2 separate regions of the Homo sapiens genome follow, and region 2 is linked to region 1. Evidence: read pairs that join two places in POLR2A ChIA-PET (ENCODE). Cell type or tissue: K562. All regions are shown on one strand. Links, peaks and the distances in the headings refer to the core of each region. The heading gives the core; the rest is flanking DNA. Region 1 has its middle 7.6 kb from the start of PYCR2. Region 2 has its middle 14 kb from the start of SDE2.

Region 1 (8,267 bases), core at 268-8,267:
CCACAAACTGTTCTTTTTTGTGGTAGTTTTGATCTATTATTTTTTCATCTCCAAAGTTTAAAGTTTATATATACAAAATCTATTATATTTTATTTTTTAAAAATATAAGATGGAAATAAAAAAGAGCAAAAGAGAAAAGAAAACAACAAAAAATAAAAACAAAGTAAGAAAACAAAAAAAACCCAAATATATGTATATATAAAATATATATATAAAATAGAGACGGGGTCTCACTATGTTAGTCTAGGTTGATCTTGAACTCTTGACCTCAAGCAATCCTCCCTCCTTGGCCTCCCAGTGTTAGGATTACAGGCATGAGCCACCGCACCCAGCCTGTTACCTATTTTAAATATAGGTAAGACCATTTTATTCTCTTTTAATGACCTTGCTGACTCTAACGTCCCATTTCCTTGGTGCTGTGGCCACTGCCTTGGTTTCTAAGGCAGTCACATCTGATGCCTGTGGAGTTCCTCTGAACTGAAGTTGAGGAGAGGAGAGGGGAAGCCCTTCGTTCCCATCCAGCCACCCTAAAGGACACCCCAGCCTTGCACTGCCATCCTGCCATGGGACATGCTCAGTCCCTGCTGGCACTTGTCTCCTTGGGCACCCACTATCCTTTTGCTGTCTCGGAGCAGACACGTCCACAAAGCTGCCAGGACTGCCCACCTTCACCCCTCTACTCCCATCCTCTCATCCACCAGTCAGGTTCTGCTGTTTGTACCCTTCCTCCCTCTTCACTCCCCTCTGTCCTGCCTGATGGCCCTCTCCAGCTGTCTCAGACAAAATGGATACTGCTTCACTTCTGTCTACTTCTGCTTCTTCACTATCAGGGCCTCAGGGCCTCCCTCTAAACAGCAGGCCAGTCTCTCCTATCTCTAAACAGCAGGCCAGTCTCTCCTAAGAACTGAGATGACCTAGGAAATGAGAGAGAAGCCTGTGCTGCTCCCAGATAAACAGATGGCAAGTGCCTTGGCCCTCAATCCTCCCTGTCCTAGGAGCCTCTCCAAAGAGGCGCATTTTTGAGTGCATTTTTGCATTCTTTTTGTTATTGCATAAATAATCCATGTTTATTTTAGAAAAATTAGAAATGAGATCAAATGGAAGGCTGGGTGCAGTGGCTCATTCCTGTAATCCCAGCACTTTGGGAGAACAAGGCAGGCGATCATTTGAAAACAGGAGTTCCAAACCAGCCTAGCCAACGTGGCAAAACCCTGTCTACTAAAAATACAAAAATTAGCCGGGCATCATGGCCTGCGCTTGTACTCCCAGCTACTCTGGTGGCGGATGCACAAGAATCGCTTGAACCCAGGAAGCGGTGGTTACAGTGAGCTGAGATCGTGCCACTGCACTTCAGCCTGGGCGACAGAGTGACACTCTGCCTCGAAAAAACAAAAAAGAAAGAGAACAAATGGAAAAACATTGTTTTCAATTCCACCACACAAAGATTTAGAACAAATGTGACCCTTTTGGAGAATAACTCTCTTCACTTCTTTTTCCCATGCAATAAGCACATTAAAACTTGATTTTGGCCGGGCGCAGTGGCTCATGCCTGTAATTCCAACACTTTGGAAGGCTGAGACAGGAGGATCACTTGAGCTCAGGAGTTTGAGACCATCCTGGGCAACATGGCAAAACCCTGTCTCTACCAAAAAATAAAAAAATAAAAATAAATAAATAATAAAAATAAAAAATTAGCCGAGTGTGGTGGTTCGTGCCTGTAGGCCCAACTACTCAGGAAGCTGAGGTGGCAGGATCACTTGAGCCTGGGAGGTGGAGGTTACAGTGAGCTAAGATCCTGCTACTGCACTCCAGCCTGAGCAAAAGGGTGAGACCCTGTCTCAAAAAAAAAAAGAAAAAGAAAAGAAAGAAAAAAAAGCAAACTATCGCAAGAACAAAAAACCAAACACCGCATGTTCTCACTCATAGGTGGCAATTGAACAATGAGAACACTTGGACACAGGAAGGGGAACATCACACACCAGGGCTTGTTGTGGGGTAGGGGGAGGGGGGAGGGATAGCATTAGGAGATATACCTAATGTAAATGATGACTTAATGGGTGCAGCACACCAACATGGCACATGTATACATATGTAACAAACCTGTACGTTGTGCACAAGTACCCTAGAACTTAAAGTATAATTAAAAAAAAAAGAAAGATAAGAAAAACTTTTTTTTTTTTTTGAGACGGAGTCTAGCTTTGTCACCCAGGCTGGAGTACAGTGGTGCAATCTCAGCACACTGCAACCTCTGCCTCCCAGGTTCAAGTAATTCTCCTGCCCCAGCCTCCTGAGGAGCTGGGACTACAGGTGTGCACCACCACACCCAGCTAATTTTTGTATTTTTAGTAGAGACGGGGTTTCACCGTGTTGGCCAAGCTGGTCTCGAACCCCTGACCTCAGGTGATCCACCCACCTTGGCCTCCCAAAGTGCTGGGATTACAAGCGTGAGCCACCATACCTGGCCAAAACCTTGATTTTTTTTTTTTTTTTTTTTTTGAGACAGAGTCTCGCTCTGTCGCCCCAGGCTGGAGTGCAGTGGCGGGATCTCAGCTCACTGCAAGCTCCGCCTCCCGGGTTCACACCATCCTCCTGCCTCAGCCTCCCGAGTAGCTGGGACTACAGGTGCCCACCACCACGCCTGGCTAATTTTTTTTGTTGTTTTGTTTTTTTTTTTTTTTAGTAGAGACAGAGTTTCACCATGTTAGCCAGGATGGTCTCCATCTCCTGACCTCGTGATCCACCCACCTCGGCCTCCCAAAGTGCTGGGATTACAGGCGTGAGCCATCGTGCCCAGCCAAAACCTTGGTTTTTAAAATAAGTATTTACTCATGCTGCATGGAAACAGGTGATATGCAAAAACCAAAATAATTTTGTTTTAGGATGGTGGGATTATGGGTGGTTTGCAATACATTAAAAATTATCTTTAATGTTATTTATTTATTTATTTATTTATTTATTTTTTGAGACAAGTTCTTGCTGTGTCACCCAGGCTAAAGTGTAGTGGCATCATCACAGCTCACTGCAGCCTCAACTTCCCAGGCTCAAACACTCCTCCCACTTCTGCCTGCCAAGTAGCTGGAACTACAACCACTACTCCTGGCTAATTTTTTGTATTTTTTAAAGTATAGATGATGGGGATGGTCTCACTATGTTGTACAGTTTGGTTTTGAACTCGCAGGCTCAAGCAATCTGCCTGCCTTGGCCTCCCAAAGCGCTGGCATTACAGGCTTGAGCCACTGCACCTGGCCCTTTATTTCATCTTTTAAGTGAAAAAAAATTGTAATTACATCCTACTTCTAATGGGATTTGGCTTACTGTCTGTATTAATTTTCTATTGCTGCTGTATTAATTCATCACAAATTTAGCTGCTTAAAATGAAACAACTTTATCTCACATTTTGTAGATTTAAAGTCTGAGTTTGAGGCCATGCTGGGCAATGTAGGGAGACCCCTGTCTTTACAAAAATTGTAAAAATTAGCCAGTATGGTGGTATGAGCCTGTAGTCCCAGCTACTTGGGGAGAGGGAGGTGGGAGGATCACTTGAGCCTGGGAGATAGAGGCTGCAGTGAGCTATGATCGTGCTTTACTCCAGTCTGGGTGGCAGTGAGACCCTGTCTTTAAAACAAAACAAAACAAAACAAAACAAAACAAGACAAAAAAACAGTCTGAGTAGCCTCAGCTGGTTTCTCTGCTCCAGGTCTCATAAAGACAAATCCCCATGTCAGCTGATAATCTGGGCTCTTATCTGGAGGCTCTGGGGGAGGATCCACCTTCAGACTCATTCAAGTGTTGGCAGAATTCGACTTCCATGTGGGTGTAGATCTGAGGTCCCCTTTCCTTGCTGGCTATCAGCTGGGAGTCAGCCCACCTTTTAGAGGCCACTCACATTCTCTAGCTCATGGCTTCCCTCATCTTCAGACCAGCAATGGCAGGGCAAGTCCTTCTCATGCTTCAGATCTCTTTGACCTCTCCCTTCTACCTCATCTCTCCTGCCTCCAGCCAGAGAAAGTTCTCTGCTTTGAAGGGCTCATGTGATTAGATTGGGCACACTCAGATAATCCACGATAATCTCCCTATTTTAAGGTTTGTAACCTTAATTACATCTGCAGAGTCCTTTTTGCTATGTAACATAACAGTCACAGGTTGCAAGGATTAGGGCCCAGGTGTCTTTGGGGAGAGCGTTCTGTCTACCACACTGTCTCCCTATCCTAATGAGCACGCCTTACATTTTGAAATGAAGCCAATCTCCTACATTTTTTTTTTTTTTTTAGCTCACACTCAGCCTGGTGTGAGCAGGCCCATCTTTGTCACTGATTGCATGTGACTGCCTGGGAATCCACAGATCTTTTAGAGCCACAGATACATCACTGTGTAACTGGTAGAGTTCTTCAGGTGGATATTGATATCCTTCTGGTACACAAAGCAACCATATGCCCTGGTATTTACAATACCCCAACTGGAAAATCTTGGCCCTCTTTAGACATTTTTTAGCTCTATTTTTCTTCTGTTATGATTTTAATTTTTTTTTTGAGACAGAGTCTGGCTCTGTCACCCAGGCTGGAGTGCAGTGGCACAATCTCGGCTCACTGCAACCTCCACCTCCCAGGTTCAAGTGATTCTCTACCTCAGCCTCCTGAGTAGCTAGGATCACAGGTGTGCACCACCATGCCCAGCTAATTTTTGTATTTTTAGTAGAGATGGGGTTTCACCATGTTGGCCAGGCTGGTCTAGAACTCCTTGGCCTAGAGCGATCTACCCGCCTCAGCCTCCCAAAGTGCTGGGATTACAGGCATGAGCCACCACACCCAGCCTATTTTTCTCTTATTATTTAGTTAGTATTAATTAGCTTTGCAGGTAAGAAATAGAGAGTCCTTTATCCCGAAGTACAGCCATGCCTCACTTAACAATGGGGATATTGGCCTGGTGCGGTGGTTCATGCCTGTAATCCCAGCATTTTGGGAGGCCAAAGTAGATGGATCATGAGGTCGGGAGTTGGAGACCAGCCTGGCCAAGATGGTGAAACCCTGCCTCTACTAAAAAATACAAAAATTAGCTGAGCGCGGTGGCGGGTACCTGTAATCCCAGCTACTTGGGAGGCTGAGGCAGGAGAATCGATTGAGTCTGGGAGGCGGAGTCTGCAGTGAGCTGAGATCACACCACTGCACTCTAGCCTGGGTGACAGAGCAAGACTCCAACTCAAAAAAAAAAAAAAAAAAAAACGATGGGGATGTGTTCTAAGAAATGCATTGTTAGGCGATTTCATTGCTGTGGAAACATCATGGAGCGCACTCACATAAACCTACACGGTGGAGTTTACTACACACCTAGACTATGTGGTGTAGCCTATTGCTCCTAGGCTACAAACCTGTGCAGCATATTACTGTACTGAATACTGTAGGCAATCGTAACACAATGGTAAGTATTTGTGTATCTAAACATACCTAAACATAGAGAAGATATAGTAGAAATATAGTGTAAAATATTTTAAAATGGCACAACATCTATAGGGCACTTGCCATGAATGGAGCTTGGAGGAGTGGAGGTTGCTTTGGGTGAGTCAGTGAGTGAGTAATGAGTGAATGTGAAGGCTTAGGACATTACTGTACACTACTGTAGACTTTATCAACACTGTATACTTAGCCTACACTAAATTTGTAAAAATAAATTTTTCTTTCTTTAATAATTGACCTTAGCTTACTGTAACTTTTTTATAAACGTTAAATTAAAAAGAAACTTTTTGACTCTTTTTTTTTTTTGGAAACGGAGTCTCACTCTGTCACCAGGCTGGAGTGCAATGGTGCGATCTCAGCTCACTGCAACCTCTGCCTCCCAGGTTCAAGTGATTCTCCTGCCTCAGCCTCCCGAGTAGCTGGGATTACAGGCATGCACCACCATGCCCGGCTAATTTTATATTTTTAGTAGAGAAAGGGTTTCACCATGTTGGTCAGGCTGGTCTTGAACTCGCGACCTCAGGTGATCCGCCCACCTCAGCCTCCCAAAGTGCTGGGATTACAGGCATGAGCCACCACACCTGGCCAACTCTTTTGTAATAACAATTAAAACAGAAACATATTGTACAGATTTATACAATATTTTTCTTTTTATCCTTATTCTTTTATTTTTTTGGAGGGGAACAGAGTCCTGCTCTGTTGCCCAGGCTGGAGTCCAGTGGTGTGATCTCGGCTCACTGCAACTTCTGCCTCTCGGATCCAAGTGATTCTCCTGTCTCAGCTTCCCGAGTAGCTGGGACTATAGGCATGCGCCACCATGCCCAGGTAATTTTTTTGTATTTTAGTAGAGTTGGGGTTTCACCATGTTGCCCTGGCTGGTCTCAAACTCCTGAGTTCAGCCAATTTGCCACCTCGGCCTCCCAAAGTGCTAGGATTACAGGCATGAGCCACCGCGCCTGGCCTCTTTTTATCCTTATTCTATAAACTTTTTCTATTAAAAAGTTTATTTTTTTTCTAATTTTTAAGTTTTTTGTTAAAAAATAAAACACAAACACACACAGTAGCCTAGGCCTACACAGGGTCAGGATCAGCAATATCACTGTCTTCCACCTCCACATCTTGTCCCAGTAGAAGGTCTTCAGGGGCAATAACATATACGGAGCTGTCATCTCTTATGATAACAATGCCTTCTTCTGGATTCCTCCTGAAGGAACCGCCTGAGCCTGTTTTACAGTTAACTTTTTTTTTTTAATAAGTAGAACGAGTACTCTAAAATAATAAAAAGTATAGTAAATACATAACAGTAACAGTCACTTATCAAGTATTATATACTATATATAATTACATGTGCTGTGCTTTATTTTATTTATTTTTTGAGATGGAGTCTCACTCTGTTACCCAGACTGGAGTGCAGTGGTGTGATATCAGCTCACTGCAACCTCCGTCTCCAGGGTTCAAGTGATTCTTCTCCTGTCTCATCCTCCTGAGTAACTGGGACTACAGGCACCCGCCACCACGCCTGACTAGTTTCTGTTTTTTTAGTAGAGAAGGGGTTTTACTATATTGGTCAGGCTGGCCTCGAACTCCTGACTCCAGGTGATCCACCCTCCTCAGCCTCCCACAGTGCTAGGATTACAGGCGTGAGCCACCATGCCCGGCCTAGCATGTGCTATGTTTTTATACAACTGACAGCACAGTAAGTGTGTTTATATCAGCATCACCACAAACACATGAGTAATGGGTTGTGCTAGGACATTATAATGACTATGATGTCACTAGACCATAGGGATTTTTCAGCTCCATTGTAATCTTATGGGACCACCATTGTGTATGTGGTCTGTCATTGACCGAACTATCATTTTGCGGTATATGACTGTATAACTTTCTCCATAGACAAGCATAAGGAAACCCAGCTCAATGGGAAAGCTAAATGGAGGGGAATTGCATAAGACAGCTCCCAAATGACATTTTAACCTGATGCCTGTGTCATCAGCAGAGCAGCTTATTGGGGACTGGCATAGGAAGAAGTTTATAACCCATTCTGTGGGATAGAGATTCAACATGCTCGCATTACCTCAGGCTGTTTCTTCATCTAAAAAATAGGATTAATAATACCCACCTTATGGGATAGCTGCAAGAATTAAGTGACATGTGACAATGCCTAGTCCAGTTCCCTGGTTCATAGTGAATGATAAGAAATGTTAGCTCGCTTACCACACTATTGTCAACCCCCATTGCCCATCACCACTATTGTAGGGGTTACAGTGCTTTCTAAAGAGGAGGTAGGCCGGGCACCGTGGCTCACGCCTGTAATCCCAGCACTTTGGGAAACTGAGGCGGGCGGATCACTTGAGGTCAGGAGTTCAAGACCAGCCTGGCCAAATAGCAAAACCCCGTCTCTACTAAAAGATGCAAAAATTAGGCTGGGCACAGTGGCTTATGCCTGTAATCCCAGCATTTTGGGAGGCCAAGGCGGTCGGATCACCTGAAATCAGGAGTTCGAAACCAGCCGGGCCAACATGGTGAAACCCAGTCTCTACTAAAAAAATACCAAGGGCCGGGCACGGTGGCTCACACCTGTAATCCCAGCACTTTGGGAGGCCGAGGCAGGTGAATCACGAGATCAGGAGTTCGAGACCAGCCTGGCCAACATGGGGAAACCCCATCTCTACTAAAAATACAAAAAATTAGCCGGGCGTGGTGGTGGGCGCCTGTAATCCCAGCTACTTGGGAGGCTGAGGCAGGAGAATCGCTTGAACCTGGGAGGCAGAGGTTGCAGTGAGCTGAGATCACGCCACTGCACTTCCGCCCAGGTGA
Region 2 (8,332 bases), core at 173-8,172, 81 kb after region 1:
AACGCCTGTAATCCCAGAAATGTGGGAGGCCGAGGTGGGAGGATCACGTGAGGTCAGGAGTTCGAGACCATCCTGGCCAACATGGTGAAACCCTGTCTCTACTAAAAATACAAAAATTAGCAGGGTGTGATGGCGCCTGCCTGTAATCCCAGCTACTTGGGAGGCTGAGGCAGGAGAATCACTGGAACCCAGGAAGTGGAGGTTGCAGTGAGCCGAGATCGTGTCACTGCACTCCAGCCTGGGCGACAGAGCGAGACTGTCTCAGAAAAGAAAAGAAAGAAAGAAAGAAAAACATACCAGGTAACTTACACAACAGATATTTATTTCTCATAGTTCTAGAGGCTGGGAAGTCCCACGATCTAGGTGCTGGCAGATTCAGTTCTTGGTGAGGGCCCTCTTACGGCTTATAGACAGATGCCTTTTTGCTGGCATGTCCAGATGGGAGAGAGAGAGAGCGAGAGCAAGATGCAGTCTGTTCCTCTTCTGATAAGGGCACTAATCCCATAATGAGCGCTACATCCTAACCTCTCTAACCCTAATTACCTCCCAAAGGCTGCCTCTCCTAGTACCGTCGCACTGGGGGTTAGGGCTTCAATATGTGAATTTGAACCAAGCATGGTGGCTTGAGCCTGTAATCCCAGGAGGCTAAGGCAGGAGGATTGCTTGAGGCCAGGAGTTTGAGGCTGCAGTGAGTTATGATGGTGCCACTGCACTCCAGCCTGGACAATAGAGTGAGACCCCATCTCTTAAAAAAAACTGAGTTTGGCAGAGACACAAACATTCATTCTGTAACAACTCCTATACCATGTGCCCTCTTTTAGAGATTCACAAAATTTATTAACATAGTAAAAGCCCTGAGAAATTTTATTTTGTTTGTTTAATCCAGTATTTTGCAAACTTAATTGACTATGGAACTTCTTTTCAAGTCACACCTAATAGTATGCCCTAAGATTGGTATTCAAAGAAGTCTGAGATTGAAGTAAGGAACTATAAGTTAACTAAAGAGTTTCTACACAAAAAACCAGAGATGCAGATTACAGAGGCACTGCCTTCGATTCCTCAGGATATTATAGAGCTCAGTTCTTTTCTTTTCTTTTTTTTTTTTTTTTTTGAGATGGAGTCTCACTCTGTCACCAGTCTAGGGTACAATGGTGAGATCTCAGCTCACAGCAACCTCTGCCTCCCAGGTTCAAGCGACTCTCCTGCCTCAGCCTCCCAACTAGCTGGGATTACAGGCACCTGCCATCATACCCAGCTAATTTTTGTATTTTTGTAGAGACGGGGTTTCACCATGTTGGCCAGGCTGGTCTTGAACTCCTGACCTCAGGTGATCCGCCCACCTCCGCCTCCCAAAGTGCTGGGATAACAGGCATGAGCCACCATGCCCGGCCAGAGCTCATTTCATTTTAATTCATAAACACCCACACTCTTTTTTCTCCACACACCATCAAAATCCACTTTACTGTATCTTTTTTTCTAGTTGTTAAGACTGACGTGATGAGCTAAGTCTCCCCACCTTCTTCCACTTGGAGGATAAGGTAATTACTGAACACAGCTACCCTGTGTGTCCTCTTTATGCTCACGTGCAGAGCCAATAACCACAAAGGAATTCGCTGTGTAAAGATGAAACTCTGTATCATCACAGCTCACTCTAAAGATTTAGAGACCTGCAGTATGAGTGGCTTGTTCAATTCAATTTAACAACCATTTATTTCTTACCTCCTAAGTGCAGGAAAAGAGGGATGAGAGGGAGGGAACTTGACAGAGAGACACCAGGATAAAAAAGGTAAGGGCCTACTCTCCAGATGTTCTAAAACCATAATAAATAAAAAATCATTCTTGAAATGTCTCAGACCAGTAAATGCTGTAACAGACCCACAGACACACACAAGCTACATCCCAAAGGCACTTAGGTGAGACAGAGAGACAAAGAATTGGGGTTTTGAATGGGTATGCATTGGATAGGCTGATCAGGTTAAAAAATAAAAGCATTGATGACAAACACACAGATGCACTTAATAGAAAGGCACTGAGGAGGAGCACGCGGTTCATTCAAGGAATGGAAAGAAGTTATTGCAAGAGCATACATAGCAGGGGAAAGGGTGAAAGCGTGGAGGATAATGGCTGAAGAGGCAGACTGGGCTTTTAACACCTGGCTGAGACATCTGGACCTCACTCCATAAGGAAGGAGAGACCACAGCAGGTTTTGAACAGAAAGGAGACATGGTCAGATCCATGCTTTAGAAAAATAACCCTAGGAGCCAGGTGTGGTGGCTCACGTCTGTAATCCTAGCACTTGGGGAGGCAGAGGCAGGCAGATTACTTGGTTCACGTCTGTAATCCTAGCACTTTGGGAGGCAAAGGCGGGCAGATTACTTGAGGTCAGGAGTTCAAGACCAGCCTGACCAACATGGTGAAACCCCATCTCTACAAAAATACAAAAATTAGCTGGGCATGTCTTTAATCCCAGCTACTCGGGAGGCCGAGGCAGGAGAATCACTTGAACCTGGGAGGTGGAGGTTGCAGGGAGCCAAGATCACACCATTGCACTCCAGCCTAGGTGAGAAGATTGAAACTCCGTCTCAAAAAAATAAAAAAGAAAAGAAAAAGAACCCTGGATAGAGATTGAAGGCATAAATAACAACAATACTAGTCACCATTTATTGAGTAGCCATCTCTGTTTTACAAGTGTGGAAACAGACTCAGAAAGGTGAAGTGACTTAACCTAGGTCACACAGCCATAAGGTATCAGAACCAAGATTTCAACTCGGGTCTGAGTGATTCCACAGCATAAAGACCAGTCAGGCTTCTGCCAAGGTCCAGAGGGGATGAAGGCCTGCAGACAAGGGCACCGAACGAAGGAAAATGGAGGAGACCCTGAGGAAGCAGAATTGACTAAATGGCTCCCTCTTTACTCATGGGAATCTGGTGTCCTCAAAGACAAAGCACAGGCTGGGCGCGGTGGCTCACGCCTATAATCCCAGCACTTTGGGAGGCCGAGGTGGGTGGATCACGAGGTCAGGAGATCGAGACCATCCTGGCTAACACGGTGAAACCCCATCTCTACTAAAAATACAAAAAAATTAGCCGGGCGTGGTGGCAGGCACCTGTAGTCCCAGCTACCCAGGAGGCTGAGGCAGGAGAATGGCGTGAACCCAGAAGGCGGAGTTTGCAATGAGCCGAGATCGCGCCATTGCACTCCAGCCTGGGCGACAGCCGTCTCAAAAAAAAAAAAAGACAAAGCACAGTCCAGAAGGTAGAAGATCAGGGAGGAGGAAAAAAGAGACATTTGATCAATCTCCTTGAGTGTCCTCTTCCTGCCAGAAACCTTCATGATCACTCACTACTGAGTGCCGAGTCGGAAGGCTTGGGTGGGAATATTTCCAGTGTGTCTTCATCTTCAATGTACTCCTAGCCAGGTTCTTTTTCTTTGCCTTTCCCTTTCTATAGCTGGGTTCCATGTACAGCCCGTCAATGTCTATGTCATGAATTTATAATGATATTCTGTATTATCTGCATAAATCTGGAAAATGCCTATGTGATTGTATCACAGATCCCACCGAAATAGAAAAGTCCAATGAGAAGGGCTGGATGCTGTTAGGATATTGGTGGAACACAGATGCAGATGAAGATATTAGGCCTGCGCCTGCCATTCTGAGTTACGTTCCTTTGCGTGATTCTTGCAATTTTGGATATATATCTTGTTTGTGCATCAAAATTATTGTTTGCTGTCGATGAGGCAAGAGGGACTATGCTATAATTCTGACACTGTCTAGGATTTATTTTAGAGTAAGAGTGGCTTCTTACAGATATCATTACCTTTTCTTTGAAAGTTCAATATCCACAAGATGTAAGACATAAAGATGGGATTTCTCCATCAAATATTCCAGTTCTACTGGCTTCTTTTTCACAATCTGGATACATATTTATGTTTCACATGTCTTAAACTTAAAAACCAGCCTTGGCTGGGCATGGTAGCTCGTGCCTATAATCCTACCACTTTGGGAGGCTGAGGCTGGAAGATCACTTGAGGCCAGGAGTTCTAAATCAGCCTGGGCATAGAGCAAGTCCGCATGTCTACAAAAAATTACAAAATTAGCCAGGCATCGTGGCATGCATCTGTGGTCCCAGCTACTTGGGAGGCTAAGGTGGGAGGATTCCTTGAGCCCCAGAGTTTGAGGCTACAGTGAGTTATGATCACACCACTGTATTCCAACTCTGATGACAGAGCAAGACCCTGTCCTAACCCCCCAAAAAAACACCCTCTTCCACCGTGTGCCCTTTGTCTCTTCCACTGTCAATCCGCCCCTCCCAGCCAGGTTCTGCAGAGGTTTCTCTGGGCTTGCCCTGCCCCTTTCCTTGCCCTGGCTCTGCAGCATGCCATGGTGGGCCTCTTAGCTCTCTGGCTCTGCCATCTGGATGTCCCATATGTATCTCAAGATTAATTATCTTCCCCGTAAACTTGCTTTAGCTTTTGTATTCTGTAATTCAGTGAGTGGTACCACCATCTATCCACCTGGGCATCTAAAACAGAGTCATCCTAGATCCCATGCTTTGTCATCTCCCAAATCTAGTCAACATCCAATTGCTTCACTTCTCTCTCAGTGCCCTTCCTCTCCCAATGCTAACTCTGTGTTTCAGCCACCATGGGCTCCGGTCTGGGTGAACTTCCTACCACCATCCTCAAACCCTTCCGCCCGCACTGCACACTGCAGCCATAGTGATCTCCCTGAAACCAAATATAATTATGTCACTCCTGGTTGGGCACGGTGGCTCACGCCTGTAATCCCAACACTTTGGGAAGCTGAGGTGGATGGATTACCTGAGGTCAGGAGTTCGAGACCAGCCTGGCCAACATGGTGAAAGCCTGTCTCTACTAAAAGTACAAAATTAGCTGGGCATGATGGCACATGCCAGTAATCCCAGCTACTTGGGAGGCTGAGGCAGGAGGATTGTTTGAACCTGGGAGGTGGAGGTTGCAGTGAGCCGAGATTGCACCACTGCACCCCTGCCTGGGCAACAAGAGCGAAACTGTCTCAATAATAATAATAATGCCACTCCTGTGTTTGAAACTCTTCAGTGGCACCTCTAGCTTCTGAAGAAAGTTCAAACACCCAAACTGGCCTCTGCCTCATGCTGTGCCTTGGTTCTCAAGCAGTCTCCCCACTGGGACCCTGTGCTTCAGCCATGCTGACTACCTGTGCTTCTCTGTGTTCAGCTGCTTATTCACACCTTCATGTCCTTGCTCAAATTGGACCTTTCAAGCTTCTCCTATCCCTGCCTTTCCCCAACCTTCCCCACTCTCCCTGCTATCACCGCCCATTCCTTCCTGTGTGCTCTGCTGGGAGCTTACAGAACTCTAACATAGTGCCAAGCACACTGGCCCTAGCATCTCCTTGTCTTCCTTTAGAACAGAGACTGGATCTTATGTTTCCTTTTTTTTTCTTTTCTTTTCTTTTTCTGAGACAGTTTCGCTCTTGTCTCCCAGGCTGGAGTGCAATGGCACAATGTCAGTTCACTGCACCCTCTGCCTCCTAGATTCAAGTGATTCTCCTGCCTCAGCCTCCCCAGTAGCTAGGATTACAGGCACGCGCCACCATGCCTGGATAATTTTTGTATTTTTAGTAGAGACGGGGGTTTCACCATGTTGGCCAGGCTGGTCTCGAACTCCTGACCTCAATGATCCACCCACTTCAGCCTCCCAGAGTGCTGGGAGTAATCACGGTGGCTGAGCCACCGTGCCTGGCTGCATCTCATATTTCTATTTCTAGCTTCTAGCACAGTGTCTAAGAGAGAGTTAATGCTCAAATAAATATTTGAGGAAGGAATATTAATTAATTTCCATTAGCTTCTTTATTGTTGGTAACTTCAAATTTTTATCTTTGGGTGAGGATAATATCCCACTTATGTTTTAATTCAGCATATTTTGACCTTTCTCTCCCATTATGGTTTCCAGCTAGTAAAGGCTCTGATGTTTCTATTCTAAGTGGGGTGAAAGAGGAAGCAGGAAGCAAGAAGGGAACACTTGGTTAAGATGAACCAGGTCAAGGGAAGAGGGTGATTTGGCACCAATAATGTTACTGCAGTTTGGGGGAAAGAATGATTCCCTTTAAGACTATGAAACCCAGACAACATGGTGAAAACCCATCTCTGCAAAAGATACAAAAATTCGCCGAGGCCGGGCACAGTGGCTCACGCCTGTAATCCCAGCACTTTGGGAGGCTGAGGCGGGCAGATCACGAGGTCAGGAGTTTGAGACCAGCCTGGCCAACATGATAAAACCCCATCTCTACTAAAGATACAAAAAATTGGCCAGGCATGGTGGCTTGGCCTGTAATCCCAACTACTTGGGAGGCTGAGGCAGGAGAATCTCTTGAATCCAGGAGGCAGAGGTTGCAGTGAGCTGATATCATGCCATTGCACTCCAGCCTGAGAGACAGGGCGAGACTCCGTCTCAAAAAAAAAAAATTAGCTGAGTGTGATGGTGCATACCTGTAGTCCCAGCTACTCGGGAGGCTAAGGTGGGAGGATCACCTGAGCCTGGGAGATCAGGAGATTGAGGTTGCAGTGAGCCAAGATCATGCCATTGCACTCCAGCACGGGCAACAGAATGAGACTCTGTCTCAAAAAAAAAAAAAAAAAGACTATGGAGTCAACTGCAATTGTATTTATTTATTATTATTATTTTTTGAGATGGTGTCTTGCTCTGTTGCCCGGGCTGGAGTACAGTGGCACAGTCTTGCCTCACTGCAGCCTCTGCCTCCCAGGTTCAAGTGACTCTCCTGACTTGGCCTCCCAAAGTGCTGGGATTACAGACATGTGCCACCACGCCCAGCCTGCAATTGTATTTATATTCAAATCTAATCTCAAATTATAAAAAGTTTATTACTGGGGAGTGGTTAAGAGTAGCAGAATAATCTTTATTCTTGGAAATTTTTTTGCAGAAAAATCTATGTGTGAAAAATGTTCTTACATTTAATATAGTCAAATTTATCAGTCTTTCCTTTTCAGTTAAATACTGTTTAGGTATTATTTAAGAAGTCTTTTCCAACTTCAAAGTCTGAAAGATTCACCTATATGTTCTTTCTTTTCTTTTCTTTTCTTTTTTTTTTTTTTTTGGAGATGGAGTTCCACCCTTGTTGCCCAGGCTGGAGTGCAATGGCACAATCTTGTCTCACTGCAACCTCTGCCTCCCAGGTTCAAGTGATTCTCCTGCCTCAGCCTCCCAAAGTGCTGGGATTACAGGCATGAGCCACAATACCTGGCCCTCCCACTGGTTTTATATGCCACCTCTGGCATATGCCAAAGTTCCACACCATTCCATTCTATTCCATTGGTCAGTTTGTCTCTCCCCAGGCCAGTACTGCATTGCTTTAATTATTATATTTCATAATGGGTTTTGTTATCAATAGGTTAAGTTGCTCCTTACTGATCTTTTTCCAGACAGGAACATCTTGTCTCCTGTTTACAGTAACAAAAACCCCAAAACAATCCAAATGCCCATCAAGAGGAGAGAAGATGAGTAAGTTGTGTTTTATTCCTACAATGGAATGTGATTCAGCAGTTAAAACAAATGAACTATTCTTTCAGTGGGCTCTGAAAAAAATAAACAAACAAAAAACAAATGAACTACAGCTACAGATAACAATATGGTTGAATCTTAGCAATATAATATTAAGTGAGGCGATGGCCCTTTCCTCAAGAACTCCCAGTTGAATTTGTGTCCAGCAGAGAGATAAATAGGAAAAAGTCACCCACACGTAACAAACACGCATTTCTGTGAAAAGTCTTCATACTATGGCTTTCTCTGAAAGGGCTCAGAGCCCTGTGGGTGCCCCTGCCTTGCCATTAATTCTGATAACAGCCCATGGAAGGTTATTGAGGATGTTTGTCCTTGCTTTGTGAGGCCCTGGCCCTCAGCTCTCTGACCATATGTGGACCAGGTGTTTCCCGAGTTGGGGAGCTCCCCAGCAGGACCAGGCAGGACTCGAGTGCGCGAGCTGATTTCCTCCCTGTCAGGTGGTGGCCAAGCCGTCAAATCCCTTACCTCAGCTTGCCAGCCTGCTTCTGAATTGTATGGGAAGCACCTTGCCTGGTGACCTCCAGGGCTCAGAGGCCTGGTACTGGCAGGAGCACCTTTCTCTGAGCAGAATCTTGGCTCCATCGTGAGATCAAAGACAGGTAGAGAGAGAATGTTCAACTATAACATCGTCAACCCGCTTTTGATGGAGGGGGCAAAATGAGGTCATTTCTGTTTTTCACATGCAAAAAGCAGGTTGCAAAGACAGGACAAAAATGGCTACTTACACACATATTTAATATTAAGCACACT

Evidence for each region. Peaks named below come from ENCODE experiments on the same cell type or tissue, not always from the same donor. Only the 100,000 strongest peaks of a DNase experiment are listed, where the experiment ranks them.
Region 2: POLR2A ChIA-PET joins it to region 1 with 5 read pairs; 5 of 35 experiments call an interaction of 5 or more read pairs at or near these places.

The regions. Positions count from the first base shown.
Region 1 is chr1:225,927,728-225,935,994 of GRCh38, forward strand. No RefSeq gene overlaps it. Among named protein-coding and RNA genes, the nearest start is that of PYCR2, 7.6 kb to the left of the region's middle. RefSeq lists a cis regulatory region at 511-1,163. In K562, for the core only: no CTCF peak of the experiment used is centred there; DNase peaks (open chromatin) are centred at 904, 3,794 and 4,253; H3K4me3 peaks cover 429 bases.
Region 2 is chr1:226,009,281-226,017,612 of GRCh38, forward strand. No RefSeq gene overlaps it. Among named protein-coding and RNA genes, the nearest start is that of SDE2, 14 kb to the left of the region's middle. In K562, for the core only: no CTCF peak of the experiment used is centred there; a DNase peak (open chromatin) is centred at 511.